5 separate regions of the Mus musculus genome follow, and all the other regions are linked to region 3. The links are chromatin loops, found by intact Hi-C in ENCODE. Cell type or tissue: left cerebral cortex. All regions are shown on one strand. Links, peaks and the distances in the headings refer to the core of each region. The heading gives the core; the rest is flanking DNA. Region 1 has its middle 270 kb from the start of Rps6ka3. Region 2 has its middle 190 kb from the start of Rps6ka3. Region 3 holds the start of Rps6ka3 (ribosomal protein S6 kinase polypeptide 3). Region 4 has its middle 280 kb from the start of Rps6ka3. Region 5 has its middle 260 kb from the start of Rps6ka3.

Evidence for each region. Peaks named below come from ENCODE experiments on the same cell type or tissue, not always from the same donor. Only the 100,000 strongest peaks of a DNase experiment are listed, where the experiment ranks them.
Region 1: a loop joins it to region 3, with 7 times the contacts of the local background. A loop is called at or near these places in 11 of 42 quality-filtered maps.
Region 2: a loop joins it to region 3, with 2.3 times the contacts of the local background. A loop is called at or near these places in 4 of 42 quality-filtered maps.
Region 4: it touches region 3 in a loop (5-fold over the local background); 10 of 42 quality-filtered maps call a loop at or near these places.
Region 5: it touches region 3 in a loop (2.6-fold over the local background); 2 of 42 quality-filtered maps call a loop at or near these places.

What each region holds. Positions count from the first base shown.
Region 1 is chrX:158,980,856-158,987,374 of GRCm38, forward strand. No RefSeq gene overlaps it. Among named protein-coding and RNA genes, the nearest start is that of Rps6ka3, 270 kb to the right of the region's middle. In left cerebral cortex, for the core only: no CTCF peak of the experiment used is centred there; DNase peaks (open chromatin) are centred at 4,068, 4,611 and 5,074; H3K27ac peaks cover 1,051 bases.
Region 2 is chrX:159,061,887-159,068,405 of GRCm38, forward strand. No RefSeq gene overlaps it. Among named protein-coding and RNA genes, the nearest start is that of Rps6ka3, 190 kb to the right of the region's middle. In left cerebral cortex, for the core only: no CTCF peak of the experiment used is centred there; no DNase peak of the experiment used is centred there.
Region 3 is chrX:159,252,560-159,259,078 of GRCm38, forward strand. It overlaps Rps6ka3 (ribosomal protein S6 kinase polypeptide 3), which reads left to right and starts at 3,223. Exons shown (of 22, transcript NM_148945.2): 1 at 3,223-3,629. The coding sequence starts at 3,561. In left cerebral cortex, for the core only: a CTCF peak has its summit at 2,719; DNase peaks (open chromatin) are centred at 1,714, 1,789, 2,199, 2,788 and 3 more places; H3K4me3 peaks cover 3,318 bases; H3K27ac peaks cover 2,179 bases.
Region 4 is chrX:158,968,358-158,974,876 of GRCm38, forward strand. No RefSeq gene overlaps it. Among named protein-coding and RNA genes, the nearest start is that of Rps6ka3, 280 kb to the right of the region's middle. In left cerebral cortex, for the core only: a CTCF peak has its summit at 3,612 (motif pointing right); a DNase peak (open chromatin) is centred at 3,633.
Region 5 is chrX:158,992,163-158,998,681 of GRCm38, forward strand. No RefSeq gene overlaps it. Among named protein-coding and RNA genes, the nearest start is that of Rps6ka3, 260 kb to the right of the region's middle. In left cerebral cortex, for the core only: no CTCF peak of the experiment used is centred there; no DNase peak of the experiment used is centred there.

The sequences.
Region 1 (6,519 bases), core at 969-5,968, 270 kb before region 3:
ATAAGTATGGATCGATTCGCATTCTTCTACACGATAACAACCAGTTGTGCCAGCACCAATTGTTGAAAATGCTGTCTTTCTTCCACTGGATGGTTTTAGCTCCCTTGTCGAAGATCAAGTGACCATAGGTGTGTGGGTTCATTTCTGGGTCTTCAATTCTATTCCATTGGTCTACTTGTCTGTCTCTATACCAGTACCATGCAGTTTTTATCACAATTGCTCTGTAGTAAAGCTTTAGGTCAGGCATGGTGATTCCACCAGAGGTTCTTTTATCCTTGAAAAGACTTTTTGCTATCCTAGGTTTTTTGTTATTCCAGATGAATTTGCAAATTGCTCCTTCTAATTCGTTGAAGAATTGAGTTGGAATTTTGATGGGGATTGCATTGAATCTGTAGATTGCTTTTTGGCAAGATAGCCATTTTTACAATGTTGATCCTGCCAATCCATGAGCATGGGAGATCTTTCCATCTTCTGAGATCTTCTTTAATTTCTTTCTTCAGAGATTTGAAGTTTTTATCATACAGATCTTTCACTTCCTTAGTTAGAGTCACGCCAAGATATTTTATATTATTTGTGACTATTGAGAAGGGTGTTGTTTCCCTAATTTCTTTCTCAGCCTGTTTATTCTTTGTATAGAGAAAGGCCATTGACTTGTTTGAGTTTATTTTATATCCAGCTACTTCACCGAAGCTGTTTATCAGGTTTAGGAGTTCTCTGGTAGAATTTTTAGGGTCACTTATATATACTATCATATCATCAGTATAGCAGATTATTATTAATAGTGTTAGGGGTGGGCTCTTTCTCGTGGCATGGGACTCAAGTTAGGCCAGTTCTTGGTTGGCCCTTCCCTGACTTTCTTCCCTCTTTATCCCTGATCTCTTATAGGGAAGGAAATTGTAACTGGGTTGGTATCCCCATCCCTCCATTGCAAGTCATGCCTGGTTACAGGAGATGACAGTTTCATGTTCCATATCCCCTATTGCCAGGAGTCTTAGCCAGGGTCATCCTCATAGATTCCTGGGAGTTTCCGTTGTCATCAATGCAAAACGCCTGACACTTATGGAAGGAAGGATTTATTTTGGTTCACAGTTTGAGAGAATATTGTCCATCATAGTGGCAAAAGCACAACAGCAGGATTTAATACAGGAATTTGTCAGATTATAGCTGCAGTCAGAAAGCAGAGAGATGAATAACTGGGAATACCCTCATAGATATACCAAGAAAAGGGTATATTTCCTAGGTTATTCCATACCCAGTCAAGTTAACAATGAAAATTAACTGTCCTAGTAAGCCTTTATGGAAAAATGAAGCTCAGTCCTACTGGGGAAGCTGTGACTTAATCCTACTGAGGCTAGAAGAATCTGGGATACTTGTACATCAGTTGCCCCAATGGGTACTTTTGAAATATTCTATCTGGAAGTATTAACTCTTTAGTCCTTTATGTCAATTACACCTTGATGACAAAGAAAACTCTCCCAGGAAGAGAATTACAGGCATTTACTATAAGCAGCCCACAGTAAATAGTGGTAATGCCAAGGAGTTATGCAAAGGGCACCTGTTACATTAAGCAACTGAAAAGAATAACACAGGAAACTCAAATTACTGCATCTTCACCTTTGTAATACCATTGTTAAAAGGGCAGCCGGATAAAGCTAGTGGCTGAAGTTGGCACTTGGATATTTCAGTGAATGACTTGATGTAAGTAGTCCTTACACATGACATTATATATATCACATTATATATATTATATATACATTATATATATCACACACATTTAGCAAGTGTTGCTACATTGTATCCTGCCATTGCCCCATGGGATGTTCCTTACTGGCTTGCTCAGCTTGTTTTCTTATAGAACCCAAGACTACCAGCCCAGAGATGGCACCACCCACAAGGGACCCTCCCCACTTGATCACTAATTGAGAAAATGCCTTACAGCTGGATCTCATGGAGGCATTTCCCCAACTGAAGCTCCTTTCTCTGTAATAACTCCAGCCTGTGTCAAGGTGACACAAAAAACCAGCCAGTACACCCATTAAGCCCAACACATTGTAATAGGCATAAAGTGATAACAGAAAACCAACCATAAATGTGATCAAGACACTGGCAAAACTGATGAGGATTTAAAGATCAATCTAGGAGTTCTGAAGATGTTCCAAACAAGTTTCACATGCCTGCTTGAGCTTCTGGTGTTCTTTCTATAGGCTGCCTTTGACATGGTGGCACTCTAAAGAAGGATATACAAATGAGTCAGAATAGAACAATTAAGACTAGTAGAGCCCAGCATCCAATTTATATTATGAAACAGACAATCATACTGTATATCACAAAGTCTCAGGGAATTCTACACAAAACCTTAATGGTAAGTATCAGCTTCATTTTGAAGGAGATCAGCTAAGATCAGATGTTTTGAATTATGTTGAGTTTTTAAAGGTTGTTTAAAATACACACTTTCCAAACATACGTGTTTTCCATTAAGAATATTTTTTTTTAATTTAAGATGTTCCCACTCCCCCTTTTGCTGCATATCTGTAATCAAGCAAAATTAGGTCTTTTCCTATCATCTTCATTTTGAGTATTTGGCATGTTCATCCCCCAGCTAAGGCTTTGAGTCTAGCTTTATATCTGAAATTCCTTTCTTCTGAGGAGTTTTTAGAATTGTGCCACTACAGTGAAACTATACAGAACCATCCATCTACACAGACTTTCAAGTGGATTTAAATAATTATAACAGCCACACACAAAGTGTCCCTGGTTGCCATTTGTGCCACCATAGCAAAGCATCATAGACTGGATAAATTACTTTAAAAACTATTTCTCATGGCTGTGCCAGCTGGAAGCCCAAACTTAAGACACTTGTGGATCTACTTTCTGCTCTTCAGATGGCAATTTACATCCTCAACATAGAAGAGTCAAGGAATATCTCTTATACTAACTCCATTCTTGATGGCTGTGCCCCATGATAAGTCAATGCCCAAGGAGCCCATGAGTAAGACTGCCTCATATAAGAGAGCTGCTTCCTGCTCCCATAGCATTTGTGACTAGGTTTCAACATACAAAGCTGAGGAGAGATACAAATCATTAAAGCATAGCACTAGTATGTTTTCTGTACTAGTTGGGGTAAGCATAGCAGTAATACTAAATGCCATAATCTTGGTGGCTTAACAAAGTTACTTATTTTTCAGTCATACAAACATAGTTAGAGTGGGAACTTCTGGCCTTATAGTTACTCGGGACCCCAAAGCTAAGGAAAATGCTGAAGTCTTGAACATGTGGCTTCCAAGACGACTAAGCACAAATTCAGTCAACCAATGGTAGAGAGGGATGAGATCTAGGGAAAGAGCTGGAGAGACTGATGTCATAGAAAGTTTTGATGGGGTCAGACCTAAAATTGGCACTGACATGTATCACACACGCTCCATTGGGCAGGAGTCTGTCACATGGAGTCCTCTAATAGTAGCAGAAACTAAAATATTTAATCTAGACAAATGTCAAGAGAAAACAGTTTGTTGCATGTTTAGTACATTTCTGCCACAGATATCATTGGAAGACTATCTTTTCTTCTTTCCTAGTAGCCTTTTCCCATACAACTGAGGTGTGCAAAGGCCCCTTATGCTCCCTAGCTGTGGAAATATGTGACTAGTGGACCCCATGACAAGCCAGACCTTAGTCCCTTTGCTTTTTTTTAATTCTAATAACCCCTACAATATTTGAAATGGTCTTGAAAACATCCCAATGATGAGGGACCAAAGGCAAAAGATGTAAGGTGCAATCATGGCCCTAGTACCAGAATCATTGTTTGGTCTGTAGCACTGTACTGCAAGACATAGATTCAGAATACTTGTGAGCTCAGGACCCCATGCCTATAGTGATAGTTACTTCCTGACCCTGATGTCCTTGAGAGGACCAGAACTTCTGTATAAAATGACCTGCTCCATTGATAATGTGTCTACCCTGCCAGAAATGTGAAAGAAATACATTCTTCAGAGGGCATAAGCAGCAAATTCTTTTTTCATCTCCTATGATACAGAGTAGGAGTGCTGTAAATGCCAAGCAATATGGATTTTTAGAACGATGACTCACCGCCTCTTTTTTCAAGGCAATTATTCATCCAGTCTGAATCTCTTCAAGTTGAGCCAGTAAGTCTGTCATACAGATGAAGAGAATGGTTAAAATCCCCAGAAGCCAAAGGATTGATTTAGGTCAAATAATGGGGCTAGGGCAAATTACTTGTAGAATTTGTGCATCTGTTTTGGGAAGAAAAGGGAATGTCACAACTCAAGGACTGAGAGTGTTTACTGGGGTAACCATTAGTTACAGTAACCTTCTGGTACCACAGGACTATCATTGTGGGAGAGGGAGTCTAGTTTATGCTTCATCATTTTTCCCAAAGAAATAGGTGTCCACCTCATAAAGTGCCTCCTTGTTCAAAGTCACACAGATTTAGTTAACAGACAGCAAGATCATAAACATTAAGTCTATATGTCATTTTAAAAAAGAAATCTTCACGACTCCAGTCTTAGAAATTGTTCTACTTTCTATAGCTTTCCCACCCATAGTTCACTCCCCGTATGTACTTGTGCCTCCAGATTTTTCTGCATTGAGGCACCACCATTTGGCCCCAAAATTATAATTCCAAACTTTCACAATTCTGTCGGCTTCCTTCTTAAGTGCACAGAAAATATCCTTATTGCCTCTGCATACCTTTTATCTGGTGAAGAGAAAAATCTCTGTTTCCAGTATACAGGAATCTCTGGGTTCAATCCCCACCACCACATAAACATAAGGCGATACACACCTCTAATCCCAGCATTTACAAGGTAGAGGCAGGTCAAATAGGGAAACAGGAAGATAAGAAGTTCAAGGTCAATATCAGATACTTATTGAGTTGGTGAGAGATATGAGATACAGAAGACCCTAGGATTGCTTCCACTTTTCATCTACACACACACACACACACACACACACACACACACACACACACGCCTTGCTACTGGAAGAAGAGAAGCAAAACTTCCAAATCATAGCCCTTACTAAGGCAGGCCTATTTTCCAGCACAGAACAAAAAATAACCACAACCTTGCACAGATATTTCAATCCAAAAAGCCTGGACACAGGTCGTGAGGAGTCACTGTGCTTTCTTGGGCAGGAGAAAGTCTGACCAATCTTGTGTGTTTCACACTTTGTAACACTCTTACACGCCTGGTAATCTGGAGCCCAGGAGCCACCACATCAGAGCCAGCTACCTCTTTTCTTTTCCACCATAAGTACTATGATCTTGGACCCACATGACATAATTCTTCTAGACCTCTGTGTTGTCAACCAGAAAGGAGAAGATCATTCAATTAACTCTGAAGTCACAATCTGAAAGGTCCATACTATAAACAAGTCATGCATTCTCATTCTGTAACAAGTGTTATCTGCGTACAAAATGTACTTTAAATGACTTTAAATGACTTAATAGGGTAGATTCTCTTTAGCCAAAAGATATTGATTTATGTCATATTTCTCTATTCTCTCTCTCTCTCTCTCTCTCTCTCTCTCTCACACACACACACACACACACACTGTGTGTGTGTGTGTGTGTGTGTGTGTGTGTGTGTGTAGAAATAGCAAACAAACACAGAAGTGGATGCTCACAGTCAGCTAATGGATGGATCATAGGGCTCCCAATGGAGGAGCTAGAGAAAGTAGCCAAGGAGCTAAAGGGATCTGCAACCCTATAGGTGGAACAACATTATGAGCTAACCAGTACCCCGGAGCTCTTGACTCTAGCTGCATATATATCAAAAGATGGCCTAGTCGGCCATCACTGGAAAGAGAGGCCCATAGGACTTGCAAACTTTATATGCCCCAGTACAGGGGAATTCCAGGGCCAAAAAGGGGGAGTGGGTGGGCAGGGGAGTGGGGGTGGGTGGATATGGGGGACTTTTGGTATAGCATTGGAAATGTAAATGAGTTAAATACCTAATAAAAAATGGAAAAAAAAAAAGAAATAGCAAACAAAATCAAAACATCACTTGTTCTAAATTTCGAAACCAAGATTTCTGTGTTTCTTTAGTATGAATAGCTGCCACTTAATGGGTGGATAGTCTTTGTTTTGTTGTAATAAAGAAACAACCTTTTCTAAATGTGCTACTGAGCACATCTGCCTGTAAATTCTAACATTGCATTTGACTAAAAGATTTTTCTCTACCCTGCCCCCTCCTTATAGTTTAAACAGGAACCATCTTCATTTAGATCCTTTGATATATTAGCTGAGTAGATGTCATTTAGACAAAGAACTCACATTGTTCCCAGAGCCTCCTAGACTCACTACCCAAACTGACTGCATGGCATGCAGTCTATGAAGAGTAGAGAGCACTGAGACTATTTCAGTTGTAATGTTCAGAACTTGGAATTCATCTTTTGAAGAACTCTATAATATGAGCTTCTATAGATATATTGATATTTGAGTAAATGATTATGAGGGTAAAGACAAGGGTAGAATACAGGATTACCACTGCACCATAGCATGGG
Region 2 (6,519 bases), core at 924-5,923, 190 kb before region 3:
CTTCCTTAAAATGCAGGGAACTTTCTGCATTGGGTTTAGGAAGGCCAAAGGGCATTGGCTGGCTTTGCTTTTTCAGCATCCTTAATCTTCCTGTTGGTATTTTAAAATAACAGGTCAGTCATGTAAATTATAAACTGTACAGTGTAAAAGTCCCTGTGATGTGCTGCCATTTGCAAGAAGATGGGGTTCCTAACAGCCAAGAAATCCTAAGATGTCTCCTTGCATTTCATGTGACAGTAATTAGCATCTAAGTTCTGACATGTTTATTCCCACAGCTGAGAGGATGACATTTCTAACAGGTTCCAGCAGAGAGCCATTACTGTTTGCAATATACAGTTCCTATTTTCAATATGGAAGCATGAAGCTTTCAAAGTGGAAAAGCAGAGACTTTACGATGATTTTCTCCACTAACAACAAGGGATAAGACTTTTATGGGGGATATACAGTCAACAGCCCCATGCTCTTACAAAAAACCAATTCACACTTTCATAGACATGATCAGGCAAAGTACCAATGGCTGCTTTTTTTTTCTTCTACATTTTATTCTCCTCTTTCTTTTTAAACTTAAAGTATACCATACTAATAATAAACCAGTAAAAAATAACTGTTCCTTGAGTTTTGGGATACTCCAGAAAATTCTGTTAAATTGAAAGGAATGTTGCTTATTCGAAAACATATGGTTTGCCAGCAATAAATCGCCTTTTCATTAAACAGACTATTACAAATAAGCACTCCTTTATAAAATGTCAAATGGAGATTAATTTTTCTCCTTTTAAACTGTCTACATAAATGCTTCTGAGATGTTGATATGCATAAAATTTGCTCAAACACAAAGTCCTCCTTTCCAGCCATATGAATTTGATTCAGTAGGTTTGGGGTGAAGCCCAAGTTTCTTCAGCTCTAACAAGTCCCCAGTGGCTGCTGCAATTCAGCTGGAAGCCACCCATGACATAGTTCTGGTCTGTGCTTGTAACCTAGTCAGTAAAAGTAGGAACTTCCCTGTGAGGGATTCCTATCTCAGAGTAAAGAAAGATACAAAAATAAAAATACCAACTCCGGCTCTGGAGATTGCTCCCCTTTGTAAAGTGTTTGTCATATAAGCATGCAAACCTGAGTTCAGATCTAGCCATGGTGGTGTGCATCTGTAATCCCAGTGCTGGGTGGAGGAGGCATTAGAAACAGATGAGTCCCTGGAGCTCTCAGTTAGCCAAGCCTACATGGCAAGTTCCAGGCCAACAAGAGACCCTTTTTTCCAAAAAAAAAAAAAAAAAAAAAAAGTGGATGAGTGATAGAAGACGCTGAACACTGACATCTTGCCCTCTTGCCTACACACACACACACACACACACACACACACACAAACACACACAAGTTACCCACTCAAGTTGTATTATGAATTTACATCTCAGCTCAGTTCAGCAAGCATACTGCCCTGTCTTGTACTGCAACAGCCAGAGACACTGCTTGTACCCTTTAAAGGCATCCCATCCAAGCAGGGTGTGGAGGTGCACACATGTGACTCCAGTACTTCTGAGGCTGAGGTGTGGAGAGGGGGGAGGATTGTCATGAGTTCAGGTCTAGCCTGGACTACAGAATAAGACCCTATCTCCACAAAGAGGAAGATATGGCTATAAATTGCAAGAACAATTATAACAAGGCTGGGCTATGACAAACGTCAAAAATGAAGTACAAAGTATATATTCAGGAACTAGCAAACTGATGATGAATAAGCAGGGGATAATCAAAGAAATCTAGAGCAGGTGCACACCATACTTTCTAGTTCACAAAAGAGCCTCCATATAATCTCATGAATCCCATAGAACGGTCCAATGAAATACTTTAGCTATGACTTTCTGCATTCTGCAGATGAAGAAACAAAGGCTGAGAAGACTCAAAATAACTTGCCAAGGTCACATGAGAAATGATTGTGATTTTAAGTGATGGGGCCAAGATGAAGGGGCTTCCCAGATGAAGAAACAACACATGGAAATGAAAATTATAATCTCAAATGCTGATGCAAATATCCATAGCGAATAACATTTCTTGACCACTTAATTATGCAAGGGACTGTGCTGAGAACTTAGTATATATCACACTATACAGTTCTAAAAACAATATCATAAAATAAGTGTTATCAGCAGCAGCTCCTTTTACAGAGAAAAAAACAGAGGCATTGAAAGGTAACAGGTCGCAGGTTGCACTGCTAATGAGAGACTGCACTAGAACTTGAGTCTGGGTCTCTTAGAACAAGGCATAGACTATGTGGCAGGAGCTTTGGTGCTAGAAATAAGAAGCCTGTGACATTGCTAAAGGGTCTTGATTAGCATATACCAAGAAAAGTTAGACTTAGCTATGGCAAGCAAAAAGGATTTTATGTCTCTGTTTTGTTTTAGGTATGAGAAAGAAAAAAATCAGAGATCTGTTTTTAGAGTGTGTCTGGCAACAGTGTCTACAATGGCTCAGAGAGGGACAAAGTGAGTGAAATAAATAGGTTATGACTGGCAGGAGTCACTTGAGAGCTAAAGCCAGAAGACCATGATAGCCCTGTAAGTGTTGAGTCACAGAAAGGTAAAGAATTGTCACTCTGCTCAAAAGGACCCATGCTGGAAAGGCAGCATAAACCCCTGATGAGTTGGGAGAGCTCAAACAAACATTAAAAACTCAGGAATCTTTACATTTGTGGGTGCTACAAATATACAGCTTTTATATGACCTCATTTTGTCTTTGGATTGGGTTGGCAAGGCAGTTATTATTGTCTCCCATTTTGCAGATGGGGCAATAAAGGCTTAGAAAATAAACACTGATTTACCAAAGGAGAAAAGCAAAGGATACAGTTCTGATCACACACTTGGCTAAAAGATAAATGGCTATATTTTGTAATTTACCTTGGAGAACTCTGATGGTGTTTCACTGGGATAGATTTCTCTCTATCTCTTATCTCTATGGGAAAGAGAAATCTCTTTCCCAGTCCTGGCATCTCATTGTTGGGTTTTTTTAGGGGGGGGCATTTGTGAAGGCTCTTTTAATGATATAACATATAGGGACGAGACAAAACCCCTTCACAGGGCACCCACTGCCATCTCTGCAGCAGGAGCTGAAAACATGCAGTGCAAGTCAGGAAAACCCCACGGCCCCGTGGGTGGGGACAGCCCATCTTTTCCCTGGGATATGAATGCACTCCCCTTTGTCAGCTAGCCCCCCGGGCTTGGAATCTAGGTCCACACGTGCCTAGCTGCAGTTTCTAAGACACGTGGCAACTCAAAGGACAAACAGGAGTACGGCTTCCCTACCTGCACAGGCAGTAGAATGACCTTCACTCCATGGTCAACGGAGAAGACTGTCCTGGCCTCAGGGAGATAGGGAAAAGCCTGGACCTCAGTTCTTCCCTCTCCTGCTGCCCTGGAAGGGCGAGAAAGAGGAAGGTATCTGCGTTCCCAGGGGAGAAGTCAGCTTCTTCGGCAGCGCTTCCTCTGACAGGGCCTGGTCTCCAGACTCTCAGTACCAGGTGTAGCTATGCCAGGAGGGGGCACAGGGGATTCTAATCACACCCTTGGCTAAAAGATACATGGATACATTTTGTAATTTGCCTTGGAGAACTCTGATGGTGGTTAGCTGTTGCAGCCGGTAATAGGACAATGCCTGCTGCTTATAAAGAACTATCTGAAACAAATAAAATTAGATTAGATTTGGTTGTCACCTGAAGATAAAGTCTGCTAATAAATGTGTGCATTGCAAAGCTATACAGAGGATCCTGTGGTACACAACTTAAGCCAAAAAGAAAATACTGGTTCATGCAAACTTGCACCATATATAATAGCCACAGGACATAGAGTGTGGACTCTTTCCTGAGGAAATTATTCTCAATATGGTCATCATTATGAGTGCTTATTGGATTGAGGAATTAACCCATAGATTTTTTCATGTTTTCAGCACTTCCAGAATCCTCTGTGTGAACGCTGTCACTAGAGTATGAAATAAAAGATACATATATATATATATATATATATATATATCCCTCTCCCTCTTTTTGTCTCCCCTCCCTCTCCCTCCCTCCTTCTTCTCTCTCTCACACACACCAGATATCCTTTGCTATCTGAACTTGTTGTGCAAACTATATCTGAACTCAGAAACCAGACAGATAGATTTCTGGACTCCCAAGACCACTTATATAGACTTCTCTTACATGAGATGCAATTCCTTAATTCCCTTGGGAGAAAATATAAGGTAAACCTTCATATAAATTGGTCATATTGTCAAACACATAATGGACCATGACTGGCCAATCACCCGATTCTACTCCTTTTTTTTTTCTTTCAGTCACCTCTTTATTACAAAAAAAATGCAAATTACAATTCTCAGCCTATGGTTCGGTGCTACCACAGAGAAAGAATGACAGCAGATTAGAAGGTGGAAGAAAAGGGTAAGACATTTGGTTCTAGTGGGATATCTGACTTAGCAGATGGCCTTCTGCTTTTCAAGCAGCTGCAGTGATGGGCAAATGCTGGTAGCTGCCAGAAACTGAATGCTTCAGTGATATTAGCAGATCTGACAATATGGACAGCTTACAGGGCCCCAGTTGAAGGAGTAACAGAATGCCCAAATCAGTAGCTATGAATGACTTCAGTGGAGAGGATACTTCTAGGCTCTAGTAGCATCATTTCTTCTTTTTGTCCCTCGGGTCCTGTGGTCCCTGGAGAGGGGTACTTCCTATAGTAACTACTCTGCATTTCCTCACTAGTCCCTTTTTGGTTCCTTGTATCTTGCCAACACTTTATAAACAATGTCTGGTATTCCAATCCAGTTCCCTCTGGAATACCTAGGGAGGATTCTGTCTTGACTACTCCCCAATTGTTATACTATGGTAGTTTTCCAGAGCAATTGTTTTGAATGTTTGACAAAAGTACCTTCTAAAGGTAAAGATGAGTGTGATTTCTCATCTTTCCCAGTCCTGGCATCTCATTGTTTAGTCAAAAACAGTTTCTGGCCGGGGAGGGGGGTGGCACACGCCTTTAATCCCAGCACTGGGGAGGCAGAGGCAGGTGGATTTCTGAGTTAGAAGCCAGACTGGTCTACAAAGTGAGTTCCAGGACAGCCAGAGCAATACAGAGAAACCCTGTCTCAAAGAAAAAAAAAAAAGAAAGAAAAAAAGAAAGAAAGAAACAGTTTCTGAAATGCAAGAAACGAAACGTGTTTGGATCACTTGCTTCATCTTCATTTTTGACACAAAAGATGTGCCATTGGTTTTGTAGCTTGATTTACCCTGACAGGGTGCAAGTATCTCAACTTGAATAGAGAGAAAACTAAACACTATCTAATAACAACTCAGCAGTAAGTCAACAAAAGACTAGCTCTTTTCCTTAGAGAAAACTTGAGTAAGTAGCTTGGCAAAGTGGGAATTATGCAGGCTTTGGAGTCGAGCTGGTTTCAATTCTAAGATATATTTATTGGTTCTGTGACATTGAGCCAACTTTTTAACCTCTCTGAGCCTGTCTATAAGTTGAAGCTGGAAGTTTCTAGAACCTAATGGGTTGATGTGAAGGTTGGCCATGATATAGATAAAGTATTCAGGACCTTCCAGATGCATAAGTGGAAAGTTGCTATTGCAGTTATCCCCTAATGGGCATTACAGCCTTTCTTGGTTGGTTTCCAAGATTCTTCTTTCTGCAAAACTATAGCTTTGGGAATGAAAATGAAGGCAATGACCTACTTCCATATCCATCAGCTAAAAAAAAATACTTCAAAGAAATCAATACTGACTTCTTATCAAGAATCTAGGACCTTTGATGCAGTGAGGAGCTGTTAGCTTTACACCTGACAGGGGGCCTGATCTCAGAAGGTGGTCAGTTGGGATACATCTATAACCAGAATGATCTGGGTTGTCTCTCTTGCTAGTTTCTTAAATTTCACAGTGCCAAATAAGGTCTATAGATATAGGCACAGCTTCTTCCCAGGAGGTTATAGTGTAAGTTACTTTTCTATAATTATATCATGTATAAATCTAATACAGAAACAACAGTGCTTGTACCACACTTGAAGGCAAAACAACAACAACAACAACAACAAAAACCCTTCCATAAAATCAGTGGCCTGTGTTTCAAGCATTTAGGAAGGGAGTGCACTTTGGATTTCTTAAAATTTGTTTCTTTTTGACCACAAATGAAATTTCTGTTGTTATTAAATGCTACAATAGTCATAAGTAATAACATTGCCAAGAAACTTATCACTCCAGTATAATACATTTGAAGAACATATGCTGTAGAGTCCAGATATTCCACAATTTAAAGTAGGATTATATTCAGATAGAAAATATCCTAAGTCTGAATCTGGGTTCCACTGCTCAAAGATGGGAACATGCACATTCCGATACAGATAGGGGATTTCAAGGGGTTCTGGTGATGATGGGTGCATTGTTAGGAGAGAGGTGCATGTGGGTGAATGAGCTGAGCTACCATGTACATTACTGCAAAAAGGGAATGTTCATAAACCCAAACCAAGTGGGGATCCCAAGCTAAACTATCT
Region 3 (6,519 bases), core at 664-5,663:
GAAAGTGTTTATGCCTGGGATGAGACTGAATCAGGCAAGAGATGTGCTTATGTGTATAGCGCAAAAAAACAACATATCGCGTCCTGGAGGCCAACTGAGCAGAGCAAGCGCAATCTGGAGAAAGGAAACCTGGGCCTGTGAAAAGAGCGGCATGATTCGTGCCAAATTCCAAATTTCAAAGCAACCTTCCTGCTAATGAGTGCCATCAGACACAGACTGTGTGATGCTGTGCCCCTCCTGATTGATGAAAAAAAAATAATAATAAAAGTGTACAGGGGATGAGGCAGGGATAAATATTGTACTCTTAGTTGATTTTTTTTCCCTAAATTATCCAAGCAAAGAGGATTAGTGCACTACTTTTGGATCTGATTAAATAAACGGAGGAAACACTTCCCCATCATTTTCTTTTCTTTATTTTCAGAGGCAGAGAGAGAGAGAGAGAGAGAGAGAGAGAGAGAGAGAGAGAGAATGAATTGTATTTTTCTAAATCAGTTCCCAGTTCAAGAAGACATCTGTGGTAGGGGTGTTTGAACCCATACTTACCAGTCAGTCCCCACAATTGCAGTTAACCTTGTTTTCAAAGTTATTCCAGGCAGGGTCTGATGCTACTGGCCTGTAACTCCCAGCTACTTGCTAGTTCGAGGCAGAAAAACTACAAGACTTAATCTTAACTGGGAGACTTCGTGAGAGCTTGACTCAGAACAACAACAACAACAAAAAAGTCTTGGGAATATAACTGAGAATGCTCGAATACTGTGAGTGAGGGAGGCCCCAAGGTCAATCCGGAGAACTACAAAAAATAAAATTGAATTAAATTACTCTGGTTTGTTTTCAGGGTAAACAGAAACCATCAAAAGTTGGTTCTGAAAACAGCACACAGCATGCTTTGCTTTTAATTTTTTTTAATTACATTAATTTATTTGTTGAATATGTGTGTGCCTATGTGTGCCAGCCTAGGAGATCACAGGACAACTTCTAGGAGTCAGCTCTCTCTCTGTCTTTCCACCATTCTTGTCCAAGGGATCAAAACTCAAGTTATCAAACAGCAAGTGTCTTTACCCACTAAACAAACCCTCTCCCTGGCTCAAAAGGCTTATTTTATATGGTTTCTATGGGGTAATTAGTGCCAGAGTGTGTTTGGACACATAATTTAGGTTTTCTGTGTATAAATGCAAAACAATACATAATTCCATAACGTCAAACTTCTTTGAGCACGTTTATGTTTTGTTGTTGTTGTTGTTGTTTTGTTTTGTTTTGTTTTGTTTTTTACATCAAGACAGCGCGGCCAACTAACCTGTGTTAGGGCCCTGGTTGTACTTGCAGCACCCGAATCAAAAATGGTGACAATCTCCTCGTCGTGCCTCTCTCCTCCAGTTTATTCTGAGCCTGCCTAGTTGTTGTTTAACGCGATCTGTCCCTGAGTTCAAGGCTGAGGGAGGGGGCTCTCAGCAAGAATTTCCGGCTGCCCCCCCCCCCAAAAAAACAGTTGGAGCTTTCATCAGATGAGGCTCCTAGGCCTGGAGGGGCAAACTGCAGATGGCAGCAAAAGGAGCCCAGCACCTGTCTCTGTCGGACCAAGCAAGAAACCTCGCACAGCTCCCACAGCCCGGGCCAGCTAGGTGTGGGGTTGTAAGGTCATTCTCACACCTGCTGAAGGGAGTGAGGCGGGGACACTCCAGGTGTCTGGATCCTGGGATGATTAAAGGAAACTGTTAAAAGGCATGCAGGGAGAGCGCAGCGGGGGGACGCGCTGTGGTAGCCAAGCGTGGGAGGCTAGAGATGCCTCCCTCCAGGCCTTGGGGACTGGGGAGACAAGCTGGCCTGAGATATGTGGACTGGGTAGACAAGCTGGCCTGAGATGTGTGTGTGTGTGTGTGTGTGTGTGTGTGTGTGTGTGTGTGTGTGTGTGTGTGTGTGTGTGTGTGTGTTTCTTTCCGATGCAGGGCGGTTAGCCAGGGGCTGCAGTAGCTTTCCACTCAGCCCAGCGACTTTTACACATCCCAGACATACTCAGCGCATCTAAGCAGCGGGCTCGAGAACCCAGGACTGAGCCTTCCCGGAATCCACTCAGAGCGCCCAGCCATTAATTCTCGAACTCTTAGAATTCTGTGGCTCCGTTGCCGACTGAGGATTGGGTTCCCTTAACCTAGGGCTTCCTCTTCTCGGGCAGGAGGAGGAGTCACAACCTCCCCTCCCTTTCTCCTCCGCCTACGACCAGCTTGATTTAAAAAAAAAAATCTAATCTTTTATTTAAAGTCAACGGAGAAGCAGGAACCCCGCGCTCCTGCCTAGAAGATATTTTTACTAACTCCTTAATCTCTGCCAAGAAGGGCAACCTTAAGGAACCTGTTTTCTTTTAAGCTTTAGGTAGCAAGGGAGGAGTGTGACAGTCTGGGCCGAAACTCGAGGGCTCTATGCACTTGGGAAGGGTTATTAGGGCGGAGGTAGGGTGGGACGAAAAATTTCCAAAGTACTAAACATTGAACACGAGAGTCAACTCGAAAAGCTTTGAATCAAATTGGGAGCCGAACGTACGTATGTGTGGCTAGCTCCCGGGAAAGAAGCCTCTTGAGTCCCCGTCCAAGCAGGAGAAAAGGGGTCAGGTGAATGAATACCCAGCTTGTGACCCTGAAGGAGGAGAGTCTTGGGCCAGGAGGGGATGTGCCCATAGCCTAGGCGCGCCCACGCGCACCCCTGGAGGAGAAAGGCCGAAAAGACACCTCCTGCCTCCGCCTGGGGCTGCTACCACCGGACTGCGCCCCCAGCGCCTTGCCCAGCTTCACCAGCTGAGCGCGAACCCCTCTGCTCTCCTATTCTCAACTAGTCTCCGAGCTGTTAGGACTCGTGGCAGTCAAAGGCACCTCGTCCGCCCCGCAGAGCCCATTTCTCTCCCCACCCCATCTCCCGCCAACGCCCCCAAATTTTTTGGGCTCGCCCTTCCTGAAAGTAGGCGAGGCCCAGAAGCTGAGGCTAGAGAGAGGAGGTGGAGGAGGAGGAGGAGGAGGAGGAGGAGGAGGAGGAGGAGGAGGAGGAGGAAGGGGTAGGAGGTGGAAAAGGGGCGGCGCCGAGCGGCCAGCCAGGGGGCGTGTCCGGCACTGGCCCCGCCCCTGGGTGCGCGCGGTGGTGGCGGAGGCCGCCCAGCCTCGCTCTAGAGAGACAGGTATCGCTTAGACGCCATGTTGTGAGCGGAAGTGGGGGAGCGCGCGGCCGTCGCTGTTCTGCTGGGATCGGGCGCGGGAAGCGGCGGGGAGGGGAGGCGGGGGGCGGAGCCGTAGTCCGGGCGGCGGAAGGAGGAGAGGAAGAAAGGGGCGAGCCCTGGTGCCTGGCGGCGGCGCAAGGCTCTCGCTTGGAGTGCGGGCGGCTGTGGCTAGGCGCTGGGCGTTCGGGTGGTCGGCGTCGGCGTCGGCGTCGAGCTCGCTCTCGGGGGAGCCGCGGCTGCCCGGCTGCTGCTTCTCGGCTCTGCCTTGGAGCTCGAGTGGCTAAGGAGCCGAGCCGGCTGTGGGGCGGGTGGGGAGGGAGGAGGCGGTGAAGGCGGCGGCGGGCCGGGGAGGGGGGGAAAGATGCCGCTGGCGCAGCTGGCGGACCCGTGGCAGAAGATGGCTGTGGAGAGCCCTTCCGACAGCGCGGAGGTGAGTGCAGCCGTGCGGCAGGGCAGGCGCGCCCCTTCCCCACGCCCCCGCCGGCGCTAGCTCTCTTCCCCGGAGCTGCCCCCCTTAGACCACCTCCGCCGCCGGCTCACATCTTGTTCCCGGGGCGAGATTCTGCTTTGGGTCGTTGGGCTTTGCCGATCTGTCTGTGTCTCCTTCCCGCACCCTCGCCTCTCCCTGCTTTTGGGGTTGGGGGGTGCCGGTGTGGCGGCGCGTGGGGTTTGGAGTGGGCGCTGAGGCTTTGCAAAGAGCCTGTTTTAATCAACTTTGCGTGGGGGAAGCAGGAGGCAAAGCAGGAGCCGGCGGCGGGGAGTTGGGAAGTTTGGCCCTGCCGGCTCTAGGGTCTTCTCCGGAATCTTAGAGACTTTGGATTCGGTTCACCAGGAGCCAAGACTTCAGTCTGGCCGCCGGAGGGGTTTGCTACAGGGAGACGGGCGCCCACAGGGCAAGGTGGGCGAGCCAAGCCGGGAGGGTTTTGAGTAAGGGGTCCAGGACTGAGGGATCCCCCCACACCCCGGTCAGTCTGCCGCAGCGCTCTCTGCCGCTGCTGCAAAAGAAAAACGGAGCGCCTTAGGTCCCCTACTCCTAGGTTTTGAGGTCACTGAGTTGGAAGACCCCAGTATAACTTTTGCTTCCTGTCCATGGAGGTGAGCGGGTGAAATTCAAGGAGATCAGCGGACGCTGTAAAAGGGCTATCTGATTTTCCTCTCCCGGGATCTGATGATCGGCCCTGAGATACCCACCCCAGTGTCAGAAACCCAAACAGTATACCCAAACAAGGCAAAACAGAATTTCCGCGGACACATCCCAGCACCGAGCTTTTCACAGCCGCCACTGTCCCAGAATCAACTGGCGATCTAAAAAAATAATGCAGACAAGATCCATTCCAGGGTATCAGCGCTCCTCTCCAGAGTGGAAAATCAGTTCCTGATGGTGGCGCGTCTGTGATTCCTCTTTCTTGACTTTTCGCTGAATTCTATCCTCGCAGCGGACTTTAGGGGATTACAGAATGATAGGCTGGGTGTGTGTAATAGTTACTGAGCGAGTGACCCCATTTCTGGAAAGCATGACTGAAACGCGGGGGTGGAATGGGGCAGGCTCTGATGAGTGGTGTACTTGGCGGCAGCCACTGCCCCCATCGGCCTCCGCAGTGTGAGAGGTGGGTAGGGTTACTGGTTACGTCAGTAAAACTCGGGCTCAGTTTGGTGTGAGATGCGGGACGCTGACATTCTCTGGGAGGGGGGAGAGGGGGAGGGAGGAATCCGTTCAGATCGTTTTTTCTAATTTTTCTCCCCTGTCACCTCCACTACCATATAAAAATATTTACTTGTTCTTAAATGCAGGAAGAGTTGTAATAAAGCTTACAAGTTCATGCTTAATAATTTACTACTGGATAATGCTGTTCTAAAATAGCAAAGACATAGGTATATGTTACTTTTTTTTTTAAAGGAAAGGCTGGTGTAAAAAAGGAAATCGTGTTTTTACGACTGGCAGAATACAAGAATTTTATTTGAATTTAGAGCCAATATGATACTATAAATCTTTAATAATAAAGTTAAACTTAGAATGCTTAACCGTCATTTGAATGGGTAGTGTGGAAAAACAGTATGGCAAGGGAGCCTCTTCATTTTTTCTTAAAGAAAAAAATTTGCATTTAAAATACAGCTATAAAGGTGGTTAAAATTGCTGAACCTGTCGAAGAAATTGTATTTTCTTATAATCTGCTTTTTATTTTAGGTTTTTTTTTTCTTTAGTTTTTTGAAACAGCCCAGGAACTCACTATGTAGACCAGACTGGCCTTGGTCTCACAGAGATCCACCTGCCTCTGCCTCCCAAGAACTGGGATTAAAGGCGTGTGTCTTCATGCTTGGCTATGAGTCTGCTTTTTAAATATACACAATAATTATGATTCAAAAATAATCCACTGATACATTAAAATGTTTTTAACAACAAATTGCCTTTGAATAGTTTGTTCCTTTGATTGTTTGTTAATCCACATTTTTCCTTGACATGTGTCAGTATGCAGGGAGAAATCATTTAAAATTCTACTTTATCCTTTTTTCTGTATAGTATGCATTTAGACAAAGTACTCGCCTACTTATTTAGCATCTACTATATCCAAAAGTACTATGTTAAACATGCTGTTTCGTTTTTATCCTCCCTGTAACCTAGCAGGGAGGATTGTGATCCCCCACTGTTACAGAGTAGGAAACTAAATTCAGTGGTTAAGAGCACAAAGATTATAAATAGTAAATGGCAGAGCCATAATTTGAAGCCAGGTAGATACAAATTGTATGCTTTGCTTTATGTTAGAATAGGTTCTTCTGACCATTCGTGGAAAGAGTCAAAGCATAGACATGCTAATAGTTAGAGATCGTGTATTTTTATATGCAAATACTTGCATATAAAAATACACAATCTGATTTGGCAAAGCCTTAATATATTAATGTATTTATATATGTGTGTGTGTGTATGTATATACAGTATGTGTGTGCACACATGCATGTGTGTATCAGTGTCATGTTTTCCAAAGCCTGATGGATAAGATTCCACAAATTTTAATTTCTAAAAGTTTTCTTACTATTCTGGCAATAAGGTATGTCAGAGCCAAGGGTTGCTTAGATTTATTAAAAGTAGACTTCAACAAATTGCCTTTAGATACTGTTTCCTTTGATTGTTAAGGTATTTGGAGTAAATTACTTCTGATATGATTTTCCAATACTGAAAGCAGTGAGAGAAGAGTTGAGAGTTTTCATAAAGAGGTCTAATATTGATACCTATTATTATGCCATCTTCTTGTCAGTAGATTCACATCAGGGAATAATTGTATTTTACCAGAAAAACATCCGGGTTTCCAAAGAAATATTTACTT
Region 4 (6,519 bases), core at 1,057-6,056, 280 kb before region 3:
ACGCAACAAACCAGAATCTTCCGCGGCAAAAGCTTTATTGCTTGCTTCTCAGGAAGATCCCAAACCGGGAAAATGGCGCTGCTTTTATAACCCGCAGCGTGACGTTTCAGCACCTGATATGGCGTGACAGCTCCCGATTCGTTGCTTGCCCATCACCCCACTATTACACCCCGAGAATGGGAGTGACTAGGAGTGAATTCACTCTCGCACCTGAGTACAAGGCTTGTTTACTAGTTAGGCACAGCGGAGGCCCGCGCCATCTTATAATGGCGATTGCTCGCGGCACACACAGCTCTTCTCAGAGATTACTGGCGGCATGCACACGATTGCTCAAAGCACGTACCGGCTCTCCTCACAAAGTAAAAAAAAAAAAATGTGGTCTATATAGATAATAGAATACTATTCTAACATTAAAACAAAGAAATTCTGTCACTCTCAACAATGTGGATGAGCCCAGAGGACATTATGTCAAGTGAATAAGCTATAAATGTAATCTAACAACACTGTAGAAGCAAAGGATAGAATGGGGTTATGAGAGTTGCAGTGAGTGGAATAAGACTAGATGATGCCAAAGATAGAAAGTTGGAGATAAAAGAAAGAAATTCAAGAGATTTATTGTACAACACAGTGACTACAATTAATAAAATATTCTTTAAAATACTGAGTATATTTTTTAATCTTCCCTCACAAACACACAAATAAGAATAAGAATGTAAGAAGGAGGGACAGTATCTGGAAGAGGAAATGAGGCAGAGAGAGAGGAGAGGAGGATCAAGGATGATGATAGAGGGAAATGGATAAGTGTAACTACAGGGGGCTGGAAAGATGGCTCAGTGCCTAAGTACTAGCTGCTCTTGCAGAGGAACCAAGTTCTCAGCACCCACATGGTGACTCCCAACCATCTATTAGCCCATTTCTAGGGAATCTGATGCCAAGCATTTTTTTTAAAAAAGATTCTTATGCTCCAAACAAGTATTTATGAGATCACCTACAAACGTAGGGCTTCCAAAAGAGCCCCTTATAGAGGCAACCTAGGAAGGGGGAAATCTCACTTGTCTTCTCCATTTGCTCTTTCACTCCCTTATTATGACTATAACACCTAAAGGTAGAGCAACAGTCTTGAAACCTTTAGCCATGGCCCACAGATGACAAAATGGAAAGATGTGGTTTCTTCTGTTTGTTGATTGGTTGGTCTGAAACAGGCTCTTGCTATATAGCCCAACCTTCTCAGTATTAGAATTACCAACATATGCTACCATGTCTGGCTAGAATATTGTTTAGCACATCAAGTGATGTTATATGCTCTTGCTTTTCTTCAGCTGGTCTGTAATATCCAGCTCATGGTCAAAAATAATGAATTTGAACCCTTTCTTTGGGCATTAACATCATAGTCTTTCATGGGATATTATAAATTAGGTGCTTTCCTTGTGTTCTGTGAATTTCCTCTATCATCTCAACCCCAAGTCCAATTGTGTCTCCTGCTACTCCAGAGCTCTGTGTGCTTAATGTGGTAGAAGTGAAGAGAGGAGAATAGATAGACTCTTTGAATTGTCAAATAGAGGAGGTTGCTCCATAATCCTGGGGAATGTCCTAGATAGAAGCTGGATTTCAACCACCTTGAATTTTGGAAGAAAATGATTTTTGTAAGATTTCCTTAAATTCTTGTTCCTGTAGCCTTGGATATCTTCATGCATTTCTTTCAGGTGGAATTGAGTCAAACTTATGTTCATGTTTCTCAATTCTAGGAAGAATAAGCATAACCTACATTGATGTATAGGGGAATTAGCACATTAAAATGAGTGTCAAATATGTACACAAAATCTACATGAATAGCATAAGACAATGTTCCCCAAGTGACTCACTATCATGCCCCTCCCATGAGAGAGAATATTTATATACCCAAAGTTGAGGTGTATATACCCTGAAAACAAGAGACTGCTACAGGAGATGAATAATTCTTAAAGTGGTATCTGGAAGTGAAACACTGTCTATTATTATAGTCTTTTAAGATATTTTCCTTGGACTGGTAAGATGGCTCATAGGGTAGGAGAGCTTGCTTACCAAGGTTGACAACTTCAATTTCATTCCTGGAGCACATAAGAAGAAAAGACAGAGGTGGGGTAGAGATGGCTCAGCAGTTAAGAGCCCTGACTGCTCTTCTAGAGGTCCTCAGTTCAATTCCCAGCAATGACATGGTGGCTCACAGCTATCTAGACTAGGATTTGATGCCCTCTTCTGGTGTGTCTGAAGACAGCTATAGTGTACTCATATACATAAAATAAATAAATCTCTTTTAAAAAATTAGAAAGAAAGGGCCAAGTCTACAAAATTATCCTCTGACCTCCACACATGCACCCTGACACTTACGTGTCCACAAACATATTAGACACTCACAAATGTACACACAAATAATAATAAATATGCTTTATTGCTTTATAACTAATAACGAACAAATAAAACACATACAAATGTCTCCTCTGAAAAGCATTTGTTCCATATCATAATATTAAGAGGTTAATGAAGTATTCTATGTGAGGATAGAGAATAAAATCCCAATAGTTGGCCTTTTTTTTTTCTTTCCAGATGGGGAATTTATTTACTGGACCCCAATCAAAAATTCTCTTTTCCCAGGAATGAATGGGATAAAATGCAGTCTTTCTTTGTTGTTCATAGGGCTCTAGGACTCCCTGTCTGCCACAAGGATTAAACTCTGTGGATGTTGAATTCAAGATAAGATAGCAGATTAGAGGCACCCTCTTTGTAAGAGAGTGAAGGACAGTATCACAAGGAAAGAAACTTGGCTACGCCCAAAAGTCAAATCCACAAAGGAGAAAAGAAGCAGAGATGCTTGGCCTGAATGCTGAGCACAGCCTTGGCTGCACCATTTCCTAGTATAGAGGGAAGTCAGAAGCCACTTCCAAAAGGTAAGCCCCATCCTCAGGATAAGCCCAAATCCCTCACAAGTCCCAGATCTAACTCTGGGTTTTCATGAGGAAGTGATTCCTCTAGCGTGCAGATCAGCAATACAGAGAAAGAAATATCTATTCAGTTTACCCTGTGACTAGGAGGGGAGCAGCCACCTGCCATCTTAAGAGATCATCTATTGTTAAAAACTGAGCCACTCCAAGGGACTCCGATCAGGAAACATGTACAGATCAGGGAGCCTCGATTTGGCCTTCCATAGCTCCATAGTAAAGAGAGACCTAGAGAGGTGGCAGGAGCTTCAGCTCAGGCTTTGCAGTGAGGTCACAGGGAAAGTCAGCCCCACTCTTGGCGACCCAAAACAGATCTCACCAACAAAGAACCGCCCTTAGAGTTCCAAAGGATTAGGTCCTGAGGTGAGCAGAATAATCAAATTCTGGAGCAAACTACTACCGTAGAGCTTGAGACTTGGTACCCACAGTTGCATCTTTCAAGTGGTGTGATTAATACTTAAGATGTCTTGAAAGCACTGCAGCACTCTCAGTGCTAAGATTGCTTCCCTCACTTCTAACACACGTGGGACTCACACCCCATCTAATAGAGCCACTTGAAGGGAAATCATTTGCCCAGTCTCAACACTGAGAACGTGCCCAACCCACAAACTGCAAAGTTAAATGTGGCCAGCAGAGGCCCCTGGTACTCAAAGAAGGAAAATTACCAAGGTAAAGATAGCTGTGGCTGACTTCATATACTTGTCCAATACAACACGAATCATAGGAAGGGTCCGATTGACACAGGTTCCATTGACACTCCACCAACTTCATGCATATAATCCAGTGTCCAAGAAGCCAGAAAGAAGCTAACTCAACACTCTTTTTTAATCTTTTTCTCTCCTTTTTAGCTTTTTCATTTTATCTTATCCCCTGTGAGTCTTTCTGCTTTACTATATACCGTTAGCAGCATTTTAACAGCATTTGCAAGCTGGGTGTGGTTGCTCATGCCTTTAACCTCAGTACTCGGGAGGCAGAGGAAGATGGATACCTGAGTTTGCCAGGGCTGCATAATAAGACCCTGACAAAAATAAAGTAATTTTTTCATTATTCTCGGTCATATATCCGTCTAAATTAGCTTGCATTTTCCACTATTGAGCAATATTTTTCCTCTTTAGTTTCCTTTTGGATGGTCCCAAGCATGTGTGTATGTGTGTGTGTGTGTGTGTGTGTGTGTGTGCGTGTGTACAGCACTAATTGGACTTAAAGGGTATTTTTTAAAATAAGGAAAAAGTATGAAGTTAGAGGGAGACATGTTGGGGTGTATGGGAGTTGGGGGTGGAAAATGAGGATGGATATAATTATAGTGTATTGTATATATGTGTGAAATTCTCAAGAATAAAAAATATAATTCAAAAGAGCAGTCTGCTTTTGAGGGAGAAGGATATGAGAAAATAATGGAAAGTATTCTTAAGTAAAATTCATTATACACATATATGGAACTGTCAAAGAGTTAAGGGATGAAAAAAAGCATAGCCTCCCCCACAACAGACTTTAAAAACTCCATCAGAAAACTTAGACCTAGTAAACACTTTCAGCAAAGTAACAGAATAAAAATCCACATACCAAAATTAGTAGCTTTCCTATGCACCAATGATAAATGTACTGAGAAAAATATCAGAGAAACAAGCCCATTGACAATAGCATAAGTAAATAGGAATAGGCCTAACCAAGGGTATAAAACCTGAAGACATTGGAAGAAAGCCTGAAAAGTACCCTAGAAGATGGGAAAACCTTCCATGCTCATAGATGGGCAGAATTGATATTGTGCAAATGATTATATTACCTAAAGTAATCTACAGATTCAATGCAATCCCTACCCAAATTCCAGTAATATTCATCACAGAACTAGAAAAAATATTACTGAAATTCATGTGGACTCACAAAAGACTCTAAGTACACAAAGCAAACTTTAGCAGAAGAGGAATGCTGGAGATCTCATATCTGATCTCAAAAGTAATAAAACATCACACACACACACACACACACACACATGTATGTATGTATGTATATATATATATATATATATATATATATATATATGACATGTAGGGTAGAGGACCCTGAAATAAACTCAGTTATAGTCACCTAATTTGTAAGAAAGATTTCAAAAACACATATTGGAAAAAAGATAGCCTCTTTAACAAATGATACTGGAAAAACTAGACTTTTGCTTGTAGAAGAATGAAATTAGACCACTATGTGTCACCCTGCATAAGAATCAATTCAAAATGGACCAAAGGCCTTAAAGTTACACCTGAAAGTTTGCAACTGCTAGAAGAAAACACTTGAAGATATAGATATTGGCAAGAATGTTTAGTAAAGGACTGTAACAACTCCTGGAAAGATATGAAATAGCAACAAATGTGATTTCAGAAATTCAGTGAGCTTCTGCATGGCAAAAGAAATAACAATCATAAAGAGACAGCATATAGAATGGGGAATGTCTTTGTCAAATGTACATCAAACAGAGGGATAGTATCTAGAATAAATAAGAAACTATAAAAAATTAAACACCAAAAAACCAAGCCATCTGATCAATAAATGGAATAAAATACTGAATAGACAGTTTTCGAAATAAGAGACACAAATATCCAATAAATACTTGAAAATGTGCTCAAAATCCTAATTCATCAGAGAAATGCAGATTAAAACTTCTAGAGAGGATGTGGGGAAAAACACTTATTCACTGCAGGTCAGATTACAAAGCAGTTCAACCATTATAAAAAACAGTATGTAGGTTCCCCTAAACAGCTAAAAATAGGACCCAGATAACACTCTTAAGTGTATAACACTCTTGAGCATATGCCCAAAGATCTCTAATTCAATGTAGCACATAGATACTTACACATCCATGTTTACTACTGAACTATTCACTATAGCCAGGAAATGAGACCAATATACACCATCTGTCAATAGTTTAATGGATAAAGAAATGTACCCAGTGGAATTTATTCAGCTATAAAGAAAAATAAAATCATAACATTTACAGGAAAGTGGATGTAACTGGAAATCATTATATTAAATGAAACAACACAGATAATACTATAGTTTTCTTACATGTGAAGTATAAAATTAAAATTATATATGTATGTGTTTATACATTAATATGTATGTGGGCAGGTCACAAGACTAGAAGAGATTGGGGAAAGAAAATTCTTAGTAGAGTTGGGTAATAGGAATATGTGTGTTAAGAAGGCAGAAGTGGGGCTGGAGAGATGGCTCAGTGTTTAAGAGTACTGACTGTTCTTCCAGAGGTCCTGAGTTCAATTCCCAGGAACCACATGGTGGCTCACAACCATCTGTAATGGGATCTTTTGCCTTCTTCTGGTGTGTCTGAATACAGCAATGGTGTACTCATATTCATAAAAAAATTAAATTAAAAGTGAAGGCAGAAGGGAGCACTGTGTGGAAGAAGTGAACTACTTGGAGGGATTGTAGGGATAAAAGAGGAGAGCAGGAAAGGGTAATGAATGAAAATAAGATATGATATACATGTATGAGGATGCTATAAAGAAACCCATTGTGTTCCATGCTAACCTAAACA
Region 5 (6,519 bases), core at 827-5,826, 260 kb before region 3:
TATGCTCCTAGCATCAAGAACAAGGTCTGACCTGTAGGAATTCAGCTGGTATTTATTGATTTAAAAAAATAGCATAAGAAAAAGAACAAAAGAAGGGGTAGAGAAATGGCTCAGTAATGAAGAGCATTTAGAGGACCCTGGATCCCATAATTCACATGGCAGTTCACAACCATCTGTAACTGCAATTGCAGGGGATCTGGCAGCCTACTCTGTCCATCATAGATATCCAAAAGGCAAGACACTCATACACATAAAATAAAAAGTAAATAAATCCAGGGCTGTAGAGATAGCTCAGAGGCTGTTCTTCCAGGAGACCTTGGTTGTAAAATCCACATGGTGGCTCACAGCTGTGTGTAACTCCAGTTCTAGTGGATCTGATGTCCCTTTCTGGCATCCAAGGATACCAGGCACATAGTGGTCCACAGGCAAAAATCCTATTTAAAAAATAAATTTAAAAATTAAATAGAATTGTAAAGGAAAAATGTACATGATACAAGTGATTGCTCACTTATTTACCACTGTTCCTCACCTTGCCTGAAAAAGGACATCACATAGATCCACTGGGTAGACAAACTCCTCAACCAAATGGACATACAACTGTGCAGCAGCTCAACTGCAGGAGAATTCTATTTCTTGGTCAATTTCTATCCCTCATTAGGTGAACAATCCCACAGAGTAGCCCCCTCAGTGAACTTACTGAGGGCTGAAGTTGCACTGGGTGTCATTTCATTTAAGCAAGCTGAAAGGGGACAGAAGTTGAAAGACCATGAGAGATTTTTGAAGATCAAGCCAGAAAGCAACAAAGAGCCTTTTCTATGGTGGACAGCCCTCATTATGGCTCCAGTGAGCCCTGCCTGCTGGTGCCCACGAGCACACATAGCCTGTCCCCACTCTGAGCAGGGAGGGCCTGTGCAGTGAATAAGATATGGCAGAAACTATTTCCACGGCTGGGTCTTCTAATGGTATGCCACTTTCAGAGCTGAAGACTTATAAATCACTTCCTCTGAAAGAAGCCTATGTAATCTCATGATCTTCACATAGCTCCACAGGGAGGTCCACGAGCTTCTTGTGAATGGGCTCATATAATCGTGGAACATATAATCTGGAACATACAGACCTACAGTCTATTCCAGGGAAAACTGTATTAGACCATGGGTCCTAGTTCACACCATACCCCCCAGGGTCAAATGATTTCCTGATATAGGGTCTCTTGTCTAATGAGTAGGTTCCTAAATGCCTGGATGACCCTCAGAAACTAAGACAAGAGGTCTTTTAGTGTCCAAATCTGGTGAATTACAGGATCATTTGTTATATTGCAGTCCTTTAGTACATTTCCATTCATTTCCTGGGACAGATATTTGCCACATGGCTCTACATAACTTTAAAGAAGGCTGGGGAATGATGTCTAGCCCCAAAAGAAGAGAATGCAGATTTTGCTAAGTTATCACCAGGCTCAAGCACATTTAGTCTTACTAAGGATATAAATAAAGCCTGGCAGAAATACAATTTAGAATTTGAAATAGATAGTAGTAGAGAGTTAACAGACCTATTTCCCCCTAGCAAACCTTTAATGTCCAATGACATTAAAGGACCATCCCCCAATCTACCTCTTTCATGAAAGCTTTCCTGTGCATGCCAGTCTGGAATTCCTTCCCCACTCTCTCTGTATGTTTCACCTTCAAGCTTTCACAGCATTCTGCCTTGCTTTCTTCTGTGTACAGCTATAAATATCACTAGTGCAGAGACATGAGGCATTATTTGCTATTCAATCATATATTGCCTTGAGATAACTTTTATATCACTGTCTAGGATGATGATTTAACTTTTCATGTCTGTATATCTTGTCTTCTCAATTATATTTTAAGATCCTAGAAGGCAAAGACCATTGCAAGTAGATGATAGATGATGTGACCACAGTAGCTCCATAATCTATCTGTAAAATGATTTATTGAAAGCCACCAAATCTGATCTTAAAGTTGAATCTGAATAGGAACTCAGACCTTTCCCTATATCACCAAATATATGAAGGCAAGTGTATACTTTAAATTGTATGCATTGAGCATTAGTTCACACCATTAGTAGTATCTAACACAAAATGAGTCAATGTGTTTTATCTGAATATATTTTACCAGCAAGCAAATGAGAAATTTAATTAAATTTTGTATAAGAAATATACAGTGATATTTAGAAAGACCATGGTGAGAATAGACTTTAATCTAGATTTATTTTGACAGTATTTCATCACCCCATGGTTTAGCAGACTCTAATCAACTTTAAAATTTAACCACCTCTTCTTGGCTTCATAAAAGCAACCATCATATTGCCAGAAAATATTATTTCATTTATTCTCATTAACAACCTCTCCTGTGATCTATATTAGTCATTTAAAGTGATTGCAGGGGCTGTATGTTCACTTTCCATTTGTATCTTTGCTTGATGTCAAAAGTAATGACTTGAGAACTGACAAGGAGATATTACCTTATAAGAAATTTATGAAGAGTTTATCGGGCATGTGCACTGCTCTTTGTCAAGCATGTTGTAGCTAAACATAGCAAGCAGACCATTTAAAGTAACAATGTTCATAGTAGGATCTTTTAAAAATGATTATCAAATGCAGCTTTTTTGAAAAGGCCAAGATAAAAATCACCCTGTGAACAATTATTTCTGCTGACGAATTCTTTGGTAAGAATTTTGATACATTTTGTTCTGAAAAAAAAAATAACACTTTATTTTGTATCATATGTTGAGATTTTTAAAGCTCCTGAAATATTAGGAAAAAATGTACATTATTTGTACTTATGGGCAATGTAGATTTAAATAGCTTGCAAATCCTTAAAATTGTTTATGTATGCTATATAGAAAGGTTTATTTTTCATGGAAACTCAGGAATTTAGATTTTAAAATTCATGCCTTTTGAAATGTGAAAAGAAAAGAGAAGAAAACAAAACACAACATGAGTCTGAACTCTTCCCTAAAGATGAATTTCTAATGTAACTTGAATCACTACACGTTAAAACACATTTTTCCTATTTGTTGAATTAAATTATGAAACTGATTTATTTTACAGGATCCAGAGAAATTCCAATGACTCTGAGCCCTGCGCATACTTACTCAAAGTCTAGAGATCATTGGTTAAAAGAAAGGGTTCTTTGTCTGATGTCTTCATGTGTTCAGGTCCCAGAATCCCCAAAGCAATATCAGCTAAGTGTGCCACGCTGATCCTGTAAATAAAACATGACAAGCTGAAGGTCAGAAACTGTTTTACCAGGGTGCTCTGACTGCTAAAAGCAAGGCTCGTGATTAACAAACGTATCAGCAAAGAGTTCTAGAATTTTAAGGAAAGAGAAATGGTCGGCTCTGGATCTTTCAACAATGTACACACAATTTAGAGAAGTTTCTGAAATTAAAAAAAAAAGCTACGTGAATATTTAAGTTATTCAAACACATATGTATATATAATTTAGTATGTGTATTTGGGGGTGTACATGCCACAGTAGATGTGTGTGTATGAGCATCAGAGGACAACCTGTGAGAGTCAGTTCTCTCCTTCCACCATGTGGGTTCTGGGAATCAAATTCAAGTCATTAGGCTTGGCTGCAGGCAGCTTTACCCACTCAAGGTATATATCTTTTAACATAATTAGGCCACATATCTGTGAGTTCAAATAATCACTTGAAATTACCTAATTCTGAGTTACAGTTGAATGTCAAAGGGTTTTACCTATGAGTTTTAAATTATTCATTAGGATATAATAAATTAGAGGAGAAAATGTGTTTAATCCATGTTGACTCAAGATAATAATAAGAGTCCTCTTAAAACATAAAGACAATTTAATAACCATTCAATGCATTCAACAAGGAGCTTTTAAAGAGAACATTCAGTTATAAAGTGTGTTTTAAATAAAGGATATCTCATGATTATATTTGTTGGGGTTCACTGAGAGCTGTTGTTTCTCTATTCTTAAACTTGCAAAGCCTCCCACAGACAACCAGTTTACATACCTGACTCACTTGTAGTTTACCAGAACAGCTGTACTTCATATTATCACATCAGAGAATAATCAGTCAATAGAAGAAAAGCTCACTTTTCTCTCCTAAATAAAAAGATAAAACAGACATAAGCCATGTAATTTCATGTAGATCCATATGCACTCAGAACCTAATTAATAATAGCTTAATTAACATGTCACATAGATCAATTCATTTCAAACCATTAGTGGTATAAACCAATCATTTTATAAAATTCAATAAAAATAAGTTATCAGAAAAAATATTTTAAAGCATCCTAAATGCAAGCACATTGATCACTTGATAGGACAACAATATTAATTTGTCATTAAATTGTCTCTAGCTCTGGTGAGATGGCTCAGCAGGTGAATGTTTTTATTGTCAAACCTGACAGCTGAAGTTGGATCTCCTGGACGTACAAGGTGGAAAGAGAGAAGAGACTCCTGAAAATTGTCTTCTGACTTCTACACATGTGCTTTGGTGCAAACACACACACACACACACACACACATCTAAAAATGTTCCTACATGCTTATTCTCAATGCCTCTGCTTACCACTAGTTGACTGACAGTCTTGTGGCCTGGGAATGGAGCAGGGACCACACTCTGAATAAAGGTAGTTGGTATAAGTCACATGCACTATAGCATGTTCTATAGTTATGGTTATACCTTACTTAAACATTTCTATCTAATAACCCCTGAAATGAGTGAGCCATTAGTGGTGACTTGGAAGTCATCAGCCCTTTCCCATTAACTCAAACAATATCACTTAATATTTGCTCAAAAATCGACAAGTCATTTTTCATTGAGTCTCCTGCAATCCAAATGCTGCTTTCTTCCCCTTGCCTGGGTGTTCCTTTATCCTGATCCATCTAATTCCCTCAATGGCTTATGATAAGAATTATTGAAGGTGACACCTGCCTCTGTAAGTTTTATCCCAAACCCTTTTATTTTATTTATTTATTTATTTATTTATTTATTTATTTTGCAGACATTACATGCCATCTCTAGGACAAATTCAGCTCTTCAGATGTGTCTAGTTTAACCTCCATAGTGTTTTGAAAGTATAACATTTTCAATGTTCATCCCCAGCTACTCAGAGGTTATCTGTTCAGTGTCTTCCTCAGAAACTTCTGGCACAGTGGGAGGGACTTGCTAGAAACCAGATCTGCTTGGGTTAGAATTTGAATCAGGCACAGTTTACAGTAATGCTTTCTGCATCCCCAGACAAGTTTCTCAAAAAACACATGAGGCTCATTTTCTTCATTTGTAGGGTATGCAACCCCATAGGAAGAACAACATCAATCAACCAGATCCCCCAAAGCTCCCAGGGACTAAACCACCAACCAAAGAGTACACATGGAGTGACCCATGGCTCCAGCCACATATGTAGCAGAGATGGCCTTATCTGACATCAATGGGAGGAGAGGCCCTTGGTCCTGTGAAGGCTCAATGCCCCAGTATAGGGGAATGCCAGGTCGAGGAGGCCGGAGTGGGGGGGGCACCCTCATAGAAGCAGGTGAAAGGGGGATGGGGTAAGAGGTCTCCAGGGGGAAAACCGGAAAAGGGGATAACATTTGAAATGTAAATAAAGAAAATATCCAATTTAAAAAATGGAGATTGTAACAGGGCCCCAGACACAACTGACTCCATGATGGAAGTACCATTCAGACTGTAAACCTCTTGTTATCTGAAGTATGTCAACCCAGAACATAAGTTTTGTGCTTAAAAGCTCACCCTGAGAAAGGCTTGGTGCTACACTGGGATCCCGAACAGTCAGTATAGTTGCCAGCAAGCTAATAAAGACTTTCTATTGGCTCAAACCCATTTCTGAGCAGTCTTTGATGAATACTACACAACTGAGATAATGATATGATCACTAGATTCATGAGAAGACTAAATGAAGCAAAGTAAATGCAATGCCTCACATATGTAGCTGAGAACATACACTATAACATAACTCCTCTTCCGTCTCTACTTAAATCATGCCCCATTTCCCCTACCCTCACCTCTCACTTTGCACTCTATTCCCTGGCATTCCTCCCTCCCCCCCCCCACTAGTGATTTTACTGTTTCTCTCTGCTGAAGAAGAGAATAAATGAACTCATCAGACATACACCTTTACTAAGTACAGAGGAAATGCTATGCTAATACAGCTTTGACACCTGGGGGGAAAAGATGACTCAAATGGGGCACTAAGTGAGAAGGAATGCTCTGAGGGAAAGAGCTGTTGAAAGCAGCTCTATCTGAATATGAAAAATGCACACACAAAAAAAGAACAGTGAGTGCTCATCCATCTAATGGCACCATTTTACCCTCATCCTTCTCTGACTTGCTGACAAGCATCATTGCCTGAATGGCAGCACCACACTTTCAGGATAGCATTTGACCCCTGTATTAATTCTTATCTTAAGCCGGGGAAGCACTTGAAACATGAAGTGTATAAAACATGAAGATTTTTCCCCCATGATTTTAGAAGATTCCTTTAGTGTAATTTTATGTTTTCTCAGGC